Regions from separate parts of the Homo sapiens genome. Here region 2 is linked to region 1. Evidence: chromatin contacts called from ENCODE Hi-C or POLR2A ChIA-PET data. All regions are on one chromosome and are shown on one strand. The core of a region is the stretch at or near the end of the contact, and the rest is flanking DNA. Distances in the headings are between cores, read along the strand shown.

What was found. A loop is a pair of places that touch in the nucleus more often than their neighbours do. ChIA-PET counts read pairs that join two places held with the same protein, here RNA polymerase II (POLR2A).
Region 2: a loop to region 1 is called in a map of left cardiac atrium, with 2.1 times the contacts of the local background. The contact joins the promoter of LRFN2 here to the promoter of LINC00951 in region 1. A Hi-C loop is called at or near these places in 1 of 168 maps with a recorded cell type or tissue (left cardiac atrium). POLR2A ChIA-PET finds 5 or more read pairs at or near these places in 1 of 52 experiments (H1).

The regions. Positions count from the first base shown.
Region 1 is chr6:40,352,920-40,360,777 of GRCh38, reverse strand. It overlaps LINC00951 (long intergenic non-protein coding RNA 951), which reads left to right and starts at 4,772. Exons shown (of 3, transcript NR_038887.1): 1 at 4,772-7,339. RefSeq lists a silencer at 654-948 and an enhancer at 399-1,024.
Region 2 is chr6:40,583,567-40,591,424 of GRCh38, reverse strand. It overlaps LRFN2 (leucine rich repeat and fibronectin type III domain containing 2), which reads left to right and starts at 4,061. Exons shown (of 3, transcript NM_020737.3): 1 at 4,061-4,484. RefSeq lists silencers at 3,629-3,698, 3,789-3,888.

The DNA of each region.
Region 1 (7,858 bases), core at 3,523-6,022:
CTTAGTAGAAAACCCAGAGTTACTTCCTCCTGAAAACAGCATTAATGGGGAACATCAACTATGGAAGGTTCAGTTTCAAGGATAACCTTGGAGGAATCTGGAGGACTGTCCTGTGGGAGGTGGTCAAGGTCTGCTTTGTATTGCTTTAGGAGCGGTGAGAGAAAGACATAGGGACATGGATTTTGAGTGAGCATAGGAAAGAATGTCAGAGGACCGCAAAAGGCTGTTGTGTGAGGTAATGAAGTCTTTCTCCCAGGGAGTCTTATTTCTTCATTAAGTGGCTGGACATCATGATGTCAGGGGTGTTGGGTAGGAGATTCCTGGGTCAGCAGGAATTACCAGATGGTCTCCGTGCCAATGCCAAGTTGACCATTCACCTTCTCTCACTATCCAAGCTTACTCTGTCAAGAAATCTTGTCCATTCTACCTTCGACATATATTCAGAACCCAAGCCTTTCTAACTTCCTCCACCTCAATCACCCTGGATCAATAAACAATTTTCTCTCTCCTGAATTACTTTAATAGCCTTTTAGATGACTTTTCTGCTTCCTTCTGGCCCCACTCCCCTATCCCAATCTATTTTCAATAGCAGTCAGATGGATCCTGTTGAATTATAAATTAGATAATACCACCCTGCATCAAGCTCCACATTGATGCCCCATCTCACTCAGAGTAAAAGCCAAAGTCCTAATCACAGCCTACACGGTCCATGTGACCTGCTGCCTCTCCTGCCCATCTCCAATTTCATCCTCAACTGCATTCCTTGCCACCTGCAGTCCTGCTCACAGGCTCCTGGCTTTCCCTCACACCTGCCAGGAACACGCCCTCATCTCTTAGAGAGTGATGGCAATTTCCATTCCAGGAATGCCTCAGGTATTTGGAGAGGTCACTTTTTTTTTTTTACCTTCTCTTCAGATGTCATTACCTATTCAAAGAGGTCCTGCCTGTCCACCTTTATCAAAAAGCATTCCTATCCTTTTACCTTCCTGAATTTTTCACAATGGTACTTATTACCCACATATTATATATGATATTACTTGTTTATATTGTTACTGCCTTGCCTGACAGTAGTTTTGTCTGTTTTTTCATTGCTGTATACCCAGTGTCTAGAAGGGGCCTAGCACAGAATCAGTGCTCAAGAAATATTTGTTACATGAATGAATAAGTGAATAGGTGTGATTGTGTTTTTACAGGGATACGGGACAATGTGACAATAAGCCAGGGCTTGACTCCTTCCTTCTGGAGGGAGGAGAAGGACTTGATAGGGCTTTACCATTTTACTGTGTTCTGTTCCAGGTAAGATGAAGTAAACACATGGCAGCCTCTCTCTCCCACTGACGATACAACCTTGATAGAGGGCATGGTGGAGCTAATTGAATGATCCGAACAGTAAATACCAGCAAGTAGATGGGTGAAAACAGCCAGGATTCCAAGTACCACAAAACTGGTGTTGAGTTGTGCACACTTTTTCCTCTGGAATCTCTTGAGCAGAACTCAGCATGACCTGAAACCCAGGAGTGAGCCGCACAGTGCCGACAATGAGATGCAGAAGAAAACCTCTGGTTCTGGCTGAAGCAGTGGACAAGGAGACTCTTGAAACTCAGAGCCTGGGGGCACCCCTGATAGTGTTCTTTACTTTCTCTCCCTTCTCACATTCCAGCCACCAGAGAATGCAAGAGAGGAGTAGCAGTGGCAGTAAATGTGGCATCAACAACAACAACAAAAAGCAGGGACTAGGACTCTGAGGAAGGGAAGCCTATATTCTGGCCTCAGGGTGCTCTTTCTTCCTGCCTAGGGGTCATATACCACCTGTGGGCACCTCAGGACTCCTGACAACCTCACTTTTACCTGTTGCCTTTTTAGCCCAGGATCAGTAGGTATGGGGGTGCACATGCTCTTGAGGACACAGCAGCTGTCACATCAGGGAACCCGACTCCAGAACCCTCTGTAAATATCCCATGGCTTGGCCCTGCCCATCACCCCACCCAGGCCTCCTCAAATGAGGAGCTAAAGCTGGCCCATGGGGCCAAAGTGCAGAGGGTAGGGATAATGAGCCACTGGCCTTCTAGAACCTGGCATGGTCCCTGAGTCAGCCATGACACAGGCAGGGGAGGAGGGTGGGGCTGGGATAAAGCTGGATCTCAAGGGAGTTAGATTTGTTCAGCCTAGGGGAGGGGAGCAGAGGAGATGCTCTAAGATGTGGCTTTACCAAATGTTTCAAGGACACGGATGGACCAAGCAATGGCACCTGTGATGAAAGATTGAAGCCCAGGAGGTGGGGCTCCTGCTAATCTCACTTGACTATTGTAAGGCTCCACAAAAAGCAAGGTTCTTAGCAATGTAGATGGGGCTTTATGGGTAGGAAAGGGAGAAACTGGTATTTCTTTACGCAACTTCTGCTAAGCACCTCATATGTGCTATGATAACTAATCCTCACTAAGCCCATGACACAAAGATTCATGTTTTAGATGAACAAGCTAAGATATAAAAAAGTTAAACAAGAGACATCCAAGGTCACAGTCCTAGTAAGGGACAGGGCTGAGTAAGCCTTCAGTAAATATATTCTCCTACCCCAGTATAAAACCCAGAAAAGTCTTTAATGTCCCAAGTCACGGATCCTAACACATGGGCCATGAACTTTAGAACACAGAGCCCAGCAGCAATGTGAGGGAGACGTAGAAATCAAAACAACTCACATTTAGTAACTTGCTGAATGCTAGACAGTCTTCCCCATGTTGTGAGAAATGAAAGAACATAGCCCCATGACTTTGAGGTCTTTACAAGCCTCCCTGAAGAACTAGCTTCTCGAGCTGACAGACAGGCATGTTTTCACAAATTTACCAGGTACCTGTGACTCTGAGGAACACACCGCCTGGGCAAGGATGGATTGGCCAGAAAATCACTCAGTCCAAGGTAGTTCTTACAGCCAGAAGAATTCACGGGTGCTCTTAGTGGTTCTCAGACCTGCTTGTCTCATTTATTGAAGCTCAACTAATGCCTTGAAGGGGAAGAAATTAGCTTTCCATCCAGTTAGGAATGACTGTTGTGGCCTGGCGCAGTGGCTCACGCCTGTAATCCCAGCACTTTGGGAGGATGAGGCGGGAGGATCACGAGGTCAGGAGTTCAAGACCAGCCTGGCCAATATGGTGAAACCCCATCTCACTAAAAATACAAAAATTAGCTGGGCGTGGTGGCACGCGCCTGTCATCCCAGCTACTCAGGAGTCTGAGGGAGAAGAATCGCCTGAACCCGGAGGCGGAGGTTGCAGTTAGCAGAGATTGCGCCACTGCACTCCAGCCTGGGCAACAAAGCGAGACACCTTCAAAAAAAAAAAAAAGAATGACTGTTTTTTCTGAGGACCAAGGAGGCCTGAGGGAGCAAACTCCTTTGGAGTTTCGGGGATGTGGTTGTGTGAGCTTGTGGGGGAGGGCAAACAGTGTGGGCTATAGGGTGGTGGCCTGGGAAGAACAAGAAGGTCCTTCAGCAGCCTAGATAGGGGGAAGCTGCTTGTCTCTTCGTGAGTGAGGAAGGTGGGGTTTTATTCTATGACCTTAATTTGTAAAATTCCTTAATTTGTAAAATGGCATTGGAGAAATATCTAGCTCAGGGGATGGTATACTGATAAACTGTGAAGTGCTAAAGTAATTAAATGCATAACACAGACTTGGAGAAGTGGAAGTGCTAACGGCCTCCATTATATTAATTATATGCATCACTGAGCACATTGTAATCAATGGCAGCATATTAATGATAACATTGGGCATATTGGGTTCTAGAATCACTGAACTGGCACAGCAAGTATTTCAGAGGCCATCCAGCCTGGTCTTCCTTATCTGAGGTTAGAATTCTCTGTGAGATATTTGTGCTAAGGAGTACCAATATTTTCCTCAGTAATACTGGGCATGTTGAATATCAGAGTTCATCCAGGGCCTGGGAGAGTGGGAAATCCTGCCTGTCCCCCATGAGTCTTCCCCAGGTTGACCAGATCCACTCTTGCCCTCCTAGATCCCTGAGAACCGACAGATTTGGCATCCAGAGTGGGCTGTGGTCATCATTTGAAAGGAAAAACCAGCTATGAGTCAGGGCTTAGACTGGAGAAAATTTCTAAGGAGGTGGGGCCAGCTGCTTACTTCCCCCAGGCCCAGCAGGAAATTGAGCCTCACTGTCCCAAATGTGAACTGAAAGGCATCCAAGAGCCCTTGATATAACTTCAGACATAAACGACATAAGCACAGGGTCCCAATTCCCTGGGAGTCACCTCCCCACCCACATGAAGATGGCACTGCTGCCACAGTCATCTGTGACCCAAGAGTCATCCTTTCCACTATTCTTGGTACAATTACCAATAAACCACAGCAGGGAAACCATACCCCATAGCTCTCCCCAGCCTTGCCCAGTGTGCCAGTGGTGAAGAAGCCATTCCTTAGTGTTCTAGAACCCCCTCTGCAAAACATAATTATGCATAAGAAGATGGTCCCCACTCCCAGCAAATCACAGCTCTGCTCTAGGGAGCCTGCAGGGTAACAGGAGGCCATCGCTCCTCTAGGGGAGATGGGAGTCCCTCCCTTTTATTCTCATCCCGCTTCTCTCTCAGGTACAGTCCACCTGGTTGTAGTGGAAAGTAACAATAAACTCTTGTCTTAATCCACTTCACCCCCAAGTACAACTTCAAGCAGTAAGAAATACAATATAAAACCTTCATTCAAGAACCCTGTTCTCCCCACCCTGATGCAAGGGTGGCTCTGTTGGAACAAGAGTGGCTGCCCAGGCCCTTTGAACCATGGGAGAAGATGTTCTGGGGTCAACTTCAAGACAGGGCTGGCAGTACTGGGACACTTGGCTGAGAAACAGGGGGCCTGCCCAGGTAAAGAGCTTCCCCCCATGGACGTAAATGGAGGGTCACAGCTGAGCTTCAGGAAGGGAAGGAAAGGAAAAGAAGGAGCAAGGAGTATGGGGGCACACTTTCTCCTCATACTGGGATTCCAGCTCACATCCCAGTCCTTCCCAGTGAGCAGTCATGAGAACCTCACCCTGAGAAAGGAGGCAGCGATGGGGCTTTTCTCTAGGTGCCCTAGCTCTCCCTCTCCACTGAAGTTGGAGACTAGACACTGGTGGTGGAGGGGCAGAAACTTAGGCCCCAGGTCCTATGAGCAGATCCCTCTACAGGTACCTGGGGCTCAGATGGTATAAGACAGGAAGGAGGGAGCCTGGGTAGGGTCAGGTGGTGGCTCCCCACAATTAGAAAACATGGCTTTTCTGCATGCATTTCTTTGGATGGGTGAGGTGGTCTCCTGCCCTGTATTCTTGCTTGACCAATAATCACAGGCTTTGATTCTTGTGAAAGAACAAGAAAGTCAGGAGACATCTGGAACAAAGGCAGCAGCAGGAAGAGCAACACAGATGCAATATAGTGTCAGGTATAGCCCGGCTTACTGTCCCCAACTAGGCAGCAAGATCAATCAGCCTCCCTCACAGAAACCAGCAGAATGGGGCATTGTGATTTTGATGATTTTTTTATTGTATTGAGAACACTTCACTTGAGATCTCCTCCCTTAACAAGTTTTTAAGTGTACAATAAGCTATTGTTAACTACAACAATGTACAACAACATTGTACAGCAGATTTCTAGAATGTATTCACCTTGCATGACTGAAACTGTGTACCTATTGAATAACAACTCTCCATCTCCCCCTCCTCCCAGTCCCTGGCAACCACCATTCCACTCTCTGCTTCTGGGAGTTTGACTATTTTAGATACTCCATATAAGTGAAATCCAGCAATCCTACTCCTGGGTATTCATCCAAAAGAATTAAAATCAGGTTCTCAGACATGCACTTCCATGTTGATTGCATTATCCACAACAGCCAAGATGTGGAGGCAACCTTGGTGTTCATTAACGAAGGAGCGGTTAAAGAAAAGTGGAATATACATGTAACGGAGTAGAATTCAGCCTTAGCAAAGAAGGAAATCCTGCCATATGCAACAACATGGGAAGTGGTGAGGGCTTTCACTAGAGGTAGGGGTGGAGAAGGAAGCTTCTTAGGGTAGTTTAAGGAGGTAGGAAGCAACATCACAGTTTGGCCACATCTCCTTCCTGTAGGAAATACAAAATCCAAAGAGACACAAAGAGAAGAGAGAAAGAAAATATAGCAAACATTCTAATGCCATCTTTGCTACTGGACTTGTACACGTTTTACTGCCATTTCTCATTTCACCCTCAGAATAACCTCTGAAGAGGTCATTGTAGTTCCCATTTTACAGACAAGGTCTCTGGGCTGGTAGAAGGCCTGGGTAGGATGGTTATTCATGAGCTGAGAAGGAGAATCTCAGACCACCACAGTGGGTGCTCTCAGGACCATTCCAAGGCTTTCTGGCTAAGAGTCCAGGGGAACATCACCTGGGGCTAGGGAAGAGCTTTTGGAACCAAGAGCTCCAAAGGCTGGGATTGCCCAAGAGGACAAGGGGGAGGGGCATGTTGGGCACCTTGCAGTGTGGTGATTCCAGAGGCATGCACCCTGGCTTGCCAAATGTCTCAGAGGGCTTGGGCTCCACAGGCCCTCTGCTATGGAGAGCTTTTCTCAGCCCTTTCCACCTACTACATGATTCTAGGAATCTTCTTCTGTGGAAGGAGGAGCTTTGGGAATCTGCTGGGCTGCAGAGGTAGTCCCCATCCAGCTCTATGCCACTAGTGACAGCTCCAGAGTTTTGCTCTCACCAACACCCACATGCTTCTGCTCTATAAAGATATCATATTTACATATTGACCTTCTTGCCCCTCCTACTGTATGAACCACACTCACAAATGCACACACGAAGGCTTTGAGCAGCATTGAAATTGATCAAGCCTGAGTATCATAGAACAAGTGTCCTATCTGCTAGAGTTTGGCTGTACCTTGACCTCAGATATCTGCCATTCAGAATGGAATGCCCAGCTCTGGGCAGGCACTGGATCAGAACAACCATAAGCTTAGGCATCTGCTTCTCCCTCTTTCTCCACCTCCATGTCAAGGGCACCCCCTCACTACAAACTGGGCCTGGGGTGGTGGTATAAGGCATGGGGCAGGGAACTGGGAAGCTCCCTCCACCCCATCTGATTTCAGACCTGCCTCCTCAGTGCCCCATGTGTGACCCAGCTATATTTAGCAAGCTCAATTCAGTAACTAGAGCAACTGGTCTAGCGCCCTCCCCTTCCAAGGACTCTGAAGGGGCCAGTTTCTCACACCTTTTAATCATCTTCCATTTCTCCAGGCAACCAACACAAAAGGCCTGGACCAGGTGGTGGAGATGCTGGGGCTCCTACACAGAGGCTCTATTTTCTGTTTGCAGTCTTCCAGGCCAGGTAATTATGGATCTGTCCTCAGAGGAATTCTGTTTCTTAGCATCGGCTGCTAGAAAGCCCATTTATGTCAGTCTGGCCTCACCACTTCTATCGGTGTTACACTGCAGAGGACTGTATCACTGACTTGACATCTGCCTGTGGTCTAATGTGAATGCATTCCCATGCACACGCCAGCGTGCAGTGTGTGTGCATGTGAGTGTGTGTGCATGTTGGTTTGTGAATAGAGCACTCCTTGATCAGTCTTTATTGCATGCCCACTTTGTGCCAAGCCAAGGTGTTATAGATGAAAGTGCACAGTAGTGAAGGAGGGGGAAGAATCGCTGCACACATTGCAGTTTTCGTTGTGGTGGAATCAGTAAACCAACAGATAAGATCATTTGAGGTAGTGAGGAATGCTGATGGAATTACAGCAGATAGATGCCTAGTAAATGAAGGGTAGGTGAGGGTGGGGGTGACCACAGTCGCTACTTTAGATGGGATTGTCAGGCAAGGCCCCACTGAGGAGACAGGATGAGCTGG
Region 2 (7,858 bases), core at 2,812-5,311, 230 kb before region 1:
GGGAGTCCCTTGGGCCTAGGGGAGGGGAAGAGGTAAACAGAGGGCTGAATGATGAAAAGTAAACTGGATTTAGAAAACAAACCAGAGCTAATGGCTGTAGGTGGTGTTAGTCATTCTGTTAAGGAATTTGGGAATACATATGCATACTAATAAGAATTTATTTTGGCTTCTTCTTAATCCAGCATTTGGGAAGGGAGGAGAGGTAGAAGACACTGCAGAAATAAAAGACGTCACCCTTCATCTCCAGATAGGGCACCCTGGTGCTGGGCCCTCAGCTCCTGAGGATGCATTTGTCCAAGTTCTGTGAGGCTAAGGCTGAGGCCTGTGGATAAACTGGGGTTGGGCTGGCTGTTGGTCCTGGGGGAAGCTCAGTGAACGAGGTGCTAATTCAGGAGTGGCTCCCAGCATCCAGTCCATGGAATAGACTCAGTGGAGGGAGATCCCAAGACCTTATGAAACTGTCCAGGATCTTTCTTATTCCCCAGCCCACAAAGTCACTCTTCAGGCCACAGTGAGCCAAGGGAAACTCTAAGAAGTGTATCTAGCACACCCTGGGATTACAGACTGCACCCCTTCTTTAGTGAAGCAGGTTCAATGGTCCCTACCCTGGGATTCCATAGCTTCACCGGGCTCTGTCCTGTCATCAAACCAGAATACTTCACTGCAAAAAGCCAGTCTCCTCTCCTTTTCATACTCAGTGAATACAGAGAAGAGAGACTCACCATCATCCATTGCAAAGGCGTCTTTTCATTGGTTATAAAGGCCTAGGCCAAATCAGCCTTCTCTTCAGGCTGAGTGCCTCTCTACCTCAAACCCTCCTGGGAACTCTTCTGATCAGACACTGTGATTCCATTTAGCCAGTGAGGGTTGGGAGCCAACCATGTGCCCAGAAGTGTGCCAAGGGGTCTGGGGTTTATAGTCCAGTGAACAAACCAAGAGATACAGACAACAGGGTAAGGCTGGTTAGGGGTGTCAAGGAGAGCAGGCATGGCCTGCAGGGGAAGGCGAGTCCTGATTGGGAGTGGCAGGGAGCCCAAACTTTCTTCTTACTGGGGGTATTGAAGTTATATTCAAGGATGGAGTGCTGCCTTGATGTGCAGCCTAAAGCACAAGGCACAGTCATTCTCTACCACATCGAGACATGAAAGGGTGTGTGAAAATATCCCTAAGCACCTGCTGGGAGCTCTCTGGGAAATCATTTATCTGCCCTGCACTTCAGTGCCTTGGCTCTAAAACTGAAACAAAAAAAAGTATGTACAAAGAACCTTAAAAATGTTCATACCCTCCAGCCCAGTGATTCTACTTCAGGGAGTCTAGCTTAAGCACAAAAACAAGAATGTGGGGAAAGACTTAGGTACAAAGATGTTCATCACAGGGTTATTTAGCAGAATGAACACGAAGAAGAATCAAAATGCCCATTATTAAAATGGCTTTCACTCCCCAACCCCTTCTGGAATGATGGGATCACCTCTTTGGGAAGCCCTGGCTCAACTCTGAGGTAAGTAACCAGTACAGGAAGCCAGGTGCCACGTTAGTGACCCTAACTCAGTCCTTGTGGGCTTGTTCGAGGAGCCAAGAAATCCACCATCTTTCACCTTTTCATGATCCAAGTGTGGATTATCTTCTGGGGATTTTCATGGTAAACGGTGACTGTAGATTGGTGTTCTCTTGGCCTCTCAAGATGTATGTGGTCCCCATCCTGCTCCATCTGTCAAGGTTGCTTGGGGGTTCCCAGAGCTGGAAAGGCTCTTAGCAAATGCACAGTCCAAACCCTTTGAGGAAAAGGGACTTGTCACATTGCTTGTTAATACAAAGCCATGGTGAGCATCCAGGCCACCTGTGCCCCAGCACAGTACTCAGGTTATGTTGGGGCAAATGTAATTAGAAAAATAAACCAGTAATTCTCAGAATTACCAATGACCCAGGTCTTGGCTCTTCATGGAATATCCATGTTTCTGACTTGAGAAAACTTCTTGATGGAGTATTGGGTTCACTCTAGAGCAGAGATTGATCCATCCTTCCTATATCCCTCATTCACATCATTCTAATGCTTTTCTGGTTTCTAAAAGCAGCTCCATTTCTACTCTGGTGCCAGCTTGGTCCTATCCCTGCCACTCCGTTCTGGTTGTCTCATGGGTGACTGAGGGTTAGGGGAGATAACCTAGCCCACTGCCCCCAACCCTTGGGAGAATTCAAAGGCTTGAGCCCAGGCTGTGGTTCTTCCTAAGCCTTTCTTCCTGGGAGCTCCCGCCAATAGTAGGCAAGCCCTCAGGTAAGCAAAGAGTAAGGCAGTTTCCCTGCTGTTCTCCCCTCCTTCTTCCCTTCCCCTTCCTCTTCCCTACTTGCCCTCCCCAGTTTCTACTCCACACCTCCTTTTACTCACCTCTTCCTTCCTCATTACTTTCCTTCTCATGACTCTTCCCTACCTCTATCCCTCACTCCCTGCTCCTGAGTTAGATCCCTTCTCTCCAAGGCCCACCCCATATACCTTGAGTTTCATCTTGGCCATGCCCCTCCCCCACCAGGCTTTCCAGAATTCCTGCAGGGAGAGGCTTGTCTTCAAGGATATGCAGCATGCCAGTTTGGCAGTTTCCCGGGGTGCACATGTGGAGGGTGCACACATGAGGACCAGCTGCCTCGGCTTCTGCAGTTATGCATGTGTGTAGAGAGGACACAGGGTCGTATGTTACAGATGTATCCAGCCGAGCCAATCCTGGGCTGCAGAGACACATCCACATGCAACATGTGCCTCCCTGTGGGTAACCGGGACAGGTGCACGGGATGTGTTAGCCACCAGGAGAGAAGAGAAGGACTGCAACATTGACATTCTTCCTGCCCCTGGATTTACCAGCTGGAGTACCAACAGGAATCTCAAAATTTCATTTCCTTTAGAAGGAAGGAAATGCCTCTTGGGGAGTCCAGTAAGGCAGAGGACGGTCCTACCTTTCTGGTAACTAGTTGTTTATAGTGAACCGAGAGGATAACCAAAGACGAGACCTTGGCCAGACCTGGGTGTTCTGACTGTGAGCTCACAGTCTGCTTTGAGTAGGGTCTCCGCTACCTACCACATGCCTTGGACAAGTCACTTTACTCTTTTGGGCCTCAGTTTCCTTATACATCAAATGAGGGTTGCTGAGAAGATCAAACAAGTGAAGAGTTGTAAAGATGCTGTGCAAACACTTGGCGCCACTGCACCCTTCACTGATTCTTGTAATAATCATGAAAAGTCAAAGTGCGTGTGTGTGCGTGCACGGGGCGCTCGTTATTCATAGGTCCCTTACCAGGATTCGAGAATCTGAACTGGGCCCCAGGACTGGGTGGGCGCGATCGCCCCAGCCCCCACTCCCAGCCTAGGGCCGGCGCGGTCGGGTTTTCCTCCAGCAGGCGGCGGGCTGACGGCTGCAGGGCGCGCTAGGCACGTGAGGTGGCAGCGCCGTCGCCAGCTGCAGAGGTGCAGCCCTGGCCGCCCGGCTCGCCTTCCGCAGGGGCTGCCCGTGCCGCTGGACCGCGGAGACCGCCCTCCCGGTTCCGGGGCTCGCGGCCTGCCCACCTCCCTCCGCGACTGCGGCCCCAGCCCACTCCCGCCCCACCGTGCGTCCCCGCGCCACCCCTGCCAGGACCGTGAATCCCTCTGGTTTCCGCGGCGGTGTTGGTCGTCTCGGAAGCGGGTGCGCTCGGCAGCGGGCAGGGCAGCGGGCGCAGAGGCTGCCTTCGGCTCCTGCAGCTCCGCGGTTCGCCACTGGGGGCTGCCGCGCCGGAGAGCTCGGCGGGGACGGTGCGCACGGCCGCCGGGTTCCTGGGCGCCTCTGGCCGCTGGGTTTTCTCCACTGCTGGCCCTGCGCTGTCTCCGCAGCCCGCCCGACTCCCTCCCAGATTGGAGCGTGTGATCCGTGTGTGTGTGTGTGTGCGTGTGTGTGTGTGTGTGTGTGTGGAGCGGAGAGAGAAACCGGGTACGCGCGTATGCGCGCGCGCGTGGGGGGCAGTGTGCATGCGGGGAGTACGGGGGAGTGTGTTTGTGTGTGCGTGTGGGTGTGAGTGCCTGGCTCCCTCTCGCTGAGACACACATACACTCACACATACACAACCCGGCAGGCTCGTCTGAACTTGAAGACACCCCACATTCCAAGATGCCCGAGGTTCCTGGGAATGCCTGGGGTTCTTCGATCCGGAAAATCCTACCGGCATCCTCCTAGGGAGGGATTATTATTATTATTTTTCTTTAATCTGGAAGAGAAGAGAACAAGTTGTGCTTTTCCCCCCTTCTTCTTGCTAAATGCCATGGATATAACTGAATAAGCGGCTCAGGGCTTTCCCCGCGTGGACGTCCGAGGCCACCATCTGCCTGCATTCGCCGGAGCCGCCGGAGGGTTTAGCTCGAGTCTGTCTCGGGCGGGGAAGGATGCGTGGCCGAGCCGGGGAGCCCGGGCGCCCCGCGGAGCCGGCCTCGGTGCCACCCAGCCGGGGGTAGATGCTGCCTCGCCCAGGTGAGTGGTCGCCGGCGCTGCGTCTTTGCGATCCCGGGTGTCCGCGGGAGCTCGGCGCGGGGCTGAACGCACCCGAGGGAACCGGGAACTTTGCATCCCTTTCTTTTTCTCTTGAAGACTCCCCGCATCCTAGGTGCTCATGCGGACACCCCCTTCTCTTTTCGCCCATCCTTATCGCGAGAGATTTCCTTTCCTTTCTTTAGTCTTTATTTCCTACAGTGGGGGTGAAACTCTGGCGGGGAGCGGGGAGAGCCGGGTCCATGTGAGACTGGAGAGCCGGATGGAGAGACGGGGAGCCACGGGTGGATGGAACCGTTGAAAACAGCAGGAGAACTTTGCCGCCAGACCACTCTGTTGCATCTCCGCACATGCAAGGCCTGGCTAGAGCCATTGCTGGGGGCTAGGTGGGGGCGCCGGGGACTCCCTGAGCTCTGTGGACTGGGTGGGGTGGGGTAAAGCCAAGTGCGGAAGGGTTGATGCAGAGCGGATGGGAGGAAGGAAGGCATGGTTGCAGTTTGTGGGGGCAGGTAGGGCAGGTTCAGGGACCCTATGCTGGCCTCAGGCAGAAAGCAGATCAGGGGGATTGTGTGTGTGTGCAGCTTGGGGCATCAGAATGGCATGATGAAGCAATATGGAAAGTGGCATTAGCCATGCCTGGGTTCCTAGGTCTCTGTCTCCCACCCAGCCCTGCCCTGGTTCTAAGGTTGGCCTGGGCAGGGAGGAGGGAGAGCAGTAGACCGTTCCGAGGTGGACAGTGCCTTACTTTGCACAGACCTTCTGAGGGAGGTGTCCTACTCGTCTTCCCATCAGCCCGGTACAAAGGACAGAGACAGAGAGTTCTAGGGAGATAGAGCCTCTGAAAACCAGAGCAGGAGGGAGAAGAGAGCCTGAGTGGAGACCGCAGAGGGACTGAGCCAGACTGTTGCCAAATGCACCCGGCGACAGCAGACAGCTGCAGACGGACAGACACCTGCAGGGACAGGGAACATGTCAGAGCCTGCACTCTTGAGTTGGAGTTACAGGCATGGCTATAGATGATGACCCCCTCCCCTGGCCACAATGGAGTGTGTGTGTGTGTGTGTGTGTGTACGCGTGTGTGTGTGTACGCATGTGTATGTTTCAGGGAGGTGGCAGCTGTGGCCTCCATGGCCTGATTGGCCTTCTAGTACTGGGGGAGGGGGAAGCTTCAGGAATTTGACCCCCTGCTGCTGGGGAGGAGCAAAGCTAGGGAGGAAACTGCCATTCCCTGGGCTGTGAAGTTCCCAGGGGCCAGGGCTAGAGGTTCTATGTGGGCTGTTATTCTTGTGTGGGGGCCGATTTGGAACTCAAGGTGGGGAGCAAGGGAACTAGGTCTTGGGGTTGTGCCCTGGTCTGGTCGCTGCCCTCTGGCAGGAGCTTTATATAGCCACACACAGCAGAGCCCTGAGGGTAGTGTCATTTCCTTGTGGGGTACATCAGAGGCTGAAGGGGGTCAGAGTCCTGTAGGGAGGATTCAGAAGCTCCAAAAGGCCTGCACTTGGAGCCGTCATCCTCCGCCGACCATGCCAGCTGCCTGGGCCCTTCTGCTGATGCTGGAATGTCATCTTTCCCTTCTGACTCTGGCTGGGAGTGCAGAGTTGCATCTCCCTCTGGCCTCCTCACATGCTTCTGCTCAGGCCCCCTGCCCAGCCCTCAATTTAGAGTTTCTGGTCTAATTCCTGACCAGGAATGTAATTATTTATCTTCCTGCCCTCATCCTGGGGATGCAAACAGCAAACTTGGCATTTCTGTTTCAGCCTCTGGAAGGTTGGCTCCCAGTTCCATCTCCTGTCTAGAAGAACTGGGTGCCTGCCTGCTGTGGGCTGGAGGCTGGGGTTCAGGGCTCCTTCTTCTGTGAAGTGCCAGTTCTTTGCTCAGGCCCAGAAACGTGAGAAGCTGGGGAGTCTGGCCTGAGAGAGGGTGAGCTGGGAGCTTCCAGGAGGTGAGGCTGAGGAGGAGAAGCAAGATAGATGGGAAGAAAATGCAGTCAGAGTGGGTGGGGCCACCGGGGAAACCAGGCAGCCTTCTGGCCAACTGAGTCCTTCTTTGACTGAAGGAGGAATTGCTCTTCTTATCTTTGCTTCAGCTCCAAAGGAAAAAAAAAAAACAGGGATTCTGGCCTCCAAGTGCCAGTTTGCCAAGCCTCTTCAGCCTGTGGGGTTGAGCAGGTTCTGCTCTCCTTTTTTGCAGGGTGGATGTATAGAGGCTTATAAGCTCCTGGCGTGGGGTCTGTCTACCCAGGGACAGTGGAGAAGTGAAATTGGAATTAATTGTTTTCAGAAACTCCCCTTTCCTAAGGTAGATATTAGCATCTAGGGAGTTCACAGTCTGATGGGGGAGGCTGCTAGACTGGAAGCAGAGACATATAGCAATAAACAACCTGGGATGGCCAAGTGGAATTGGACTCTGAACAAGAGCAACAACAATTTGAGTATTTTGTGATTTTCCTTTGGGTAGGGGTGGAGTTTTAGGGTCCAACTTATTGAAGGGATAGAGTTGTCATATAATGGAATGAAACCTCAACTTGGGTGGCCTGGGTTCAAATTCTGGCTCTGCCATATCTTGGTTAACAATGTGAGTCTTTGTGTTTTGACCTGGTAAAATAAAATAATAGCATGTACCCAATAGATGTATTATGACCTGATGTTTTCCTGGCAGTCCCCAAACCGCTTTTCAGATCTGGGAGAGTCTTCAGTGGAAACAGGGAGGGTTGGAAGGGAGAGAGAGTTCTTCAGAGACATGGAGGATAGTACAGCCAACTTCCCCCTGTCCAGGGAGCTGCCAGGAGGGTTTGATGCCATCAGACATAAGCTGATTGTTAAAAGGCTCCAGAAAGCCCTCCAGAAAACTTTGAGAATTGATGGTTGAGGAGCAAATTTCACCTCTGGGGCCCTGGCACCTGCTTCCCTCCCTTTCTCTTGTTTGTTTTGGATTTTTATGGCCATGCACATTTGCTCAGGAAGTGGGGCTCTGCATTTTACAAGTATCACCAGCCACCCTTTCCTGTCTGAGGTTTGAATGTAAAATACCCCCCCAACCGCCGCCAGCACCCAGTCTTCTCTTTTTGACTCTGTTGCCCACTCCCCCAAGGGTGACCTCAGAGGAATGTTGTGAGGCCCAGGTAAAGTGAATGGATACAGCTCTGTGGGGCCTGGGCAGGGGTTGTGATTGAACTGGGTCCTATCTGTGTAGTAGCGGGAGGGATACATCCAATTTGAGAGAGGGGCCTGGTTTTCTTACTGATGAGACAGGATGCTAATGGTCATCCCCCAGGGTTGTTGGAAGGGCACAGCAGCATGTGTGACTGCACTTTGTAAACTGGACAAGCCCTTTAGCACTCACAGCTATATTTGTGA